Linked DNA regions of Mus musculus: region 2 is linked to region 1. A link is a loop called in an ENCODE intact Hi-C map of the cell type or tissue named here. Cell type or tissue: gastrocnemius. All regions are shown on one strand.

The links. A loop is a pair of places that touch in the nucleus more often than their neighbours do. Peaks named below come from ENCODE experiments on the same cell type or tissue, not always from the same donor. Only the 100,000 strongest peaks of a DNase experiment are listed, where the experiment ranks them.
Region 2: it touches region 1 in a loop (2.6-fold over the local background); 2 of 42 quality-filtered maps call a loop at or near these places.

The regions. Positions count from the first base shown.
Region 1 is chr4:150,097,713-150,100,212 of GRCm38, forward strand. Gpr157 (G protein-coupled receptor 157) reads left to right here. Exons shown (of 4, transcript NM_177366.3): 2 at 1,046-1,259. Among named protein-coding and RNA genes, the nearest start is that of Gpr157, 11 kb to the left of the region's middle. In gastrocnemius, a CTCF peak has its summit at 1,433 (motif pointing left); a DNase peak (open chromatin) is centred at 1,364.
Region 2 is chr4:149,963,324-149,965,823 of GRCm38, forward strand. No RefSeq gene overlaps it. Among named protein-coding and RNA genes, the nearest start is that of Spsb1, 9.6 kb to the left of the region's middle. In gastrocnemius, no CTCF peak of the experiment used is centred here; DNase peaks (open chromatin) are centred at 1,193 and 2,500; H3K27ac peaks cover 145 bases.

The sequences.
Region 1 (2,500 bases):
GTGAGCCACCATGTGGTTGCTGGGAATTGAACTCAGGACCTCTGGAAGAGCAGTTAGTGCTCTTAACCGCTGAGCCATCTCTCCAGCCTGGTGTTCTTTGACCCTTACCATGCTACACTTCCACCACATAAGAAAAGAGGCCTTAGGGCCAAGGGGATTTACCCATAGCCTAGGATTCTAGACCCTGGATTCTCCCAAATCCTTCAGCCCCAAGCTCCCCCTAGTTGCTGAGACTGACTGGAGTGTTTAAGCCTTGGCGTACATGCTGATGTTTGCAGACCGGGGCCCACACCCCTCAATGCAGGGCTTGTAGAAACGGGAACCATCTGGCCGCACCTTCTTTTAAAATTATTTCCTTTTTCAGTATGAGTGTTTTGCCTGTGTGTCTGTCTGCTCACCTGTGCCAGAAGAGGGGGATGGCCTGAAACTGGAGTTACCCATTTGTACCAGTCTGCAAATACCAGCATTTGTGTGAGGTTTCAACCCTCCTTCAGTCCCCTGGCAACCTGGGGCAGCTTGGGGTTGGGAGAAACCAGGGTCTGGATTGGGAATTGTACGCTACGGGTGGGCAGCAAATCCCCTCGGCCCCAGATGGTTGTGAGTTACCATGTGGTGCTTAGACTCCTGGAAGAGCAGACAGTAATCTTGACCACTGAGCTGCGTTTTGAGAGTCTCACTCTGTAGCCCAGGCTAGCATCTCACTGTGTAGTCCAGGTTGACCTGGATCTCACAGTGGTCTATCTGTCTCCACCTCTCAAGCGCTGAGCTACAGGCAGTTACCAGCATGCTCAGTTTCTGTGGTGCTAGAGAGGGCCATCTGTCTCCCTTCTAACCAAGCCACATCCCCAGCCCTAAAGTCCTGGCATTCTAAATTAGAGCAGGCTTTCCCATGCCCTTCCTGCCCTCCCTTGTTTTGTAGGAGCACTGATGCTGGTTTGGGGAGCACTGTCCTCTTCTGAGAGAACCCCAGTCAGTTTTGCCCATGCTAACACTATAGGGTGTTATGGGCTAACCTTGGCATCTCTCTCTTCTCATTCTTCTTCAGCTGGGGTGTCCCGTTGGCCATCACAGTGGCAGCCGTCTCTCTAAAGAAGATAGGCTATGATGCCTCGGATGTGTCTGTGGGCTGGTGCTGGATCAACCTGGAGGCTGAGGACCGTGTCCTGTGGATGCTACTGACCGGGAAGCTGTGGGAGATGCTGGCTTATATCTTGCTACCTCTGCTGTACCTTTTGGTCAGAAAGCACATCAACAGGGCGGTAGGTGCCACTGCACTGGCCCTTAGGGGACAGGCTGTATCTCTGAAGACCCAAACTAACGCTAAGCCATAGGGACTGTGTACCTGGGCCGACTTCCAGGCTGAGCTGGCTCAGACAGATAAAAGGTAGCTGGACCGCAGAGCTACATTTTGCACATGGTCCTGCACTGCCCCCTTGTGGTAAGATTCGGTATTACATTAAGAAATTAACATCAAGGTCAAGGATGCTACTAAGTAGAGTTGGCCACAGATAACGCACCTAGTTACCCTCGGCGATCAGAATTATGGAGACCACAAATCCACGGGGATATCCCGAAAAGGAGGCTTGTCCTATGAAGGATGGGAGCCTATAAACTGATCAGTAGCTAAAGCAGTGATGGCTTCCAAAGAAGTGCACTGAGTTCAGACTCCAGCCAGTGAGAGCCCCATTTCCTAACGTGTATTTATGTACTTTTTTTTTTGAGACGGGCCTTGTTTTGTTGAGATGGGGTAACATGTAGCTCAGGCTGGCCTTGAACTCATGATATAGTCCTGTCAAGGATGACCTTACATTTCTGCTCCTGCTTCCACCTTCCTGTTAGGATTACAGGCACGTACCAGCATACCAGTTCGGCAGTGCTGGGGCTGGAACCCAGGGATTCATGCACGCTAGGTGAGAGCTCCATCAGATGTACTATATCCCTTAGCCCGGAGACAGAGTCTGATCTGGCTCAGACTGGCATCACACAGCTGAGGACAACCTTAAACTCTTGTTTCTCCTGCCGCTGCCTCTCAAGCAGTGAGAAACTTTAAGTTTTTAATCCCCTGAGTTTTCAAGGCAGAAACCCTGGGAGGGTGTGTCTTACTGGGTTGCTTTGTCCTTCCGTGCTTGAGATTGACCCAGTAGCCCTGGCTGACCTTGAACTCACAGAATCCACCTGCCTCTGCCTCTCCAGTGCTGGGATTAAAGACTATCCTGTCTGGCCCTGAGCAGCCACTTTTGACTGACAGATGCTTCTTGTAGGTATCTGTGTTCTTGGGACACCTCATCCCTGTACAGCATTTACATCTGTGTCTTCTGAGACCCTGGCTCTCCATTTAGCTGATCCTCACCTGCGCCATGTCCTTGCTGGCTCCACTGGAGTCCTGGCTGCAGGGCAGGGCCAACAGTGTGTCCCACACAGACAAGTGGCTGAGCCTTTCTGGATGCCCGTATACATCCTCCCACTGGGAAGATGAGGGCTGCTCCTGGAGAATGAAGCC
Region 2 (2,500 bases), 130 kb before region 1:
AAAAGCAACGTAGAAAGAAAGGGTTTATTTGGCTTGAACTCTACCACTGAGGGAAGCCAGAGCAGGAACTCAAGGCAGGAACTGAAGCAGATACCATGAAGGAATGTCTCTTCGTGGCTTGCTCTCCATGGCTTGCTCAGCTTGCTTTCTTATACAGTCTGGAACCACCTGCCTAGGGGTGACACCGCCCACGGTGGACTGAGCTTTCCCGTATCTATCATTAATCAACAAAATGTCCCTATAGACTGACTGATAGGCTAATCTTACAGAGGCATTTTCTCAGTTGGGGTTCCCTCTTCCTGGGTGACTTTCTTGGCTTATGTCAAGGTGACAAAAACAGCTAACATAGACTGTTTGTTAGACTGCTATAACCTCCTACATGTAACCTCTCGTCACTGTGTCCCCACACGGTGGAAGGGTGGAGAAAGTCTCTCAGGCCTCTTTTAGAGGGATCATCACCTAGCTCTAAGGACACAAACACTCAGTTGGCAACAGCCTGCATTGTCCTGATTATAGTGCAAATCAGCAACCCCCGTCCCCAGAGGTGGCCTTCTCACGGTCACCTGGGCATCTTTCAGAGACTAGTAGGTCCACTGTGTGCTCTGCCATAGGTGCCACCAGCCCTGCGTGGACCTCTTTCTGTTCTTCCCACTAAACACTGACCACGGAGTTGGATCCAATAAAGAAATAAAGGCATCGTTGAGGCTCAGAATTAAGGAGGGCTCCCAACTGCCAGGGGCCCCTGATTGGTCCTTCCTCTAAGAATCTTGAACCCAAGATCTCTCCTGCCAGGCAGAGCGAATAACTCATGAGTTATGGCTTCCCGGCTCTCACTGGCACCTCAAGAGGTCAGATATCCCTGGACAAGGGTCCTATAAGCACATCGGTATGCCTTGCCTCCTTCTATTGTCACAGGGTCCCCCAATCCTGAACGCTAGTCTCTCATCTGTGCATGGGGGTGCCCCGGGCTTTGAAATAGGGCCCATCTGGATACATAATGCTCTGGGACCCTGGGCAAATCAAACACCAGTCTACCCTGTGTCACCCCATCCAGCTCTCGAGAGGGCACAAGTGCCCATGACAACTCACCCCCCCCCCCGACCCTGCTCCATCTCTGAGCCATGGCAGCTCAACTCGGGGGCCGCTGAGTCTGGCTGAAGTCCCAGGCGCCCACCCAGAACCCAGAAGGCGGAGGCCTGGCATGGGTTGAGCTGAGGGACCTTTCTATTTAAAGGAAAAACACAAGGCAATATTTTTAGGTGCCAAGTAAGTTGTGTGTTGTGTGGCTTAGTGGTGGCTGACCCATCTGCAGCAAGGACTGGTCAGGGGAGGAAGGGGAAGAGATGAGCTGGCGCCTTCTGTCTCTCCGAATGGCTCAGGAGAGATTCTGACATCTGGTTTTAAGTGTGGGGTCTGTTATTTTTCCTGTTCAACTGGTGGGTTTGCCTGGAGCCCTAGGGGGGTAAAAAAAAACTCTCAGGAAATTGGTGGCAATCTGAACCCAGATCCTCTGGCCTCTGGGTCCCTGACATTAGACCACCCAGGATCTGGAACATACCAGGAGTGGGATGAACCTTTTCCGGTAGCTGCTTCAGGAAGCTGTTCTTTGCCAGGGGCCAGGGCCAGGGCTGCTCTGGGATGTTAGCCTATGCTCCCCGGGTCTGGGTTTCACAGGGTTCCAGGCGGGGCCAATGGTACAAAGGGGAAACAGCCATTCTGCAGCTAGGCAAGGCTATGGGAGCTTCATTTAAGGCTCAGGGAGAAGCTGTACCTCCCTTAATAGGCCTAGGGTAGGAGGTGGTCTGTGCCATTGTGGCCAAGCTGGGTTGTAAACCTGCTTCCACAAGCCAGCTCTGCTGTAAGAGTATCCTCTTACAAAGGCACTGGCCTTTCAAAGGGTTTTTTAGTCCTAGCCAGGTATAGTGGCACACACCCCTAATCCCAGAACTTGGAAAGAGGAGACAGGAGAACCAGGAGTTCAATGCCAGCTTCCCAGCAAGTTTGAGGCCAGTCTGGACTATATGAGACCCTGTCTCAACAGCCAAAGACAGAAGAGAGCCAGCCAGATGGCTCAATGGATAAAAACCATAAACCTGAAGATCTGAGTTCAATGTCCAGAAACCGCAGTCGGGACAGAGCCGACTCCCAGTCCTCTGACCTCAACAGGCATGTTGTGTGTTGTAACCTGCTTGTTCACAAACGGGGGTTGGGGGTGGGAGGAGGAATAGATAAAATATTAAAAGGAAAGTGGTGGGGGTGCTCAGTCTCTCCGAGTAGGTCCTATTAATCTGAGAACGTCAGGAAATCAGATCATGGCAACTGCCAAAGCCTGAAAGGCAGCTTCCGCTGCTGCAGCTTGCAGCTTGCAACTTGCACGGGGTAAGAGGGGGTGAGGCCAGGCCCATGGGACTGGCCCCCAGCTGAGGGTCGGTTTCTCCTGAGGAGTCCCCTCTACCTGGCTGCACACAGGCTGGGCTCGGCAGTGTTCAGGGCTGTGGTT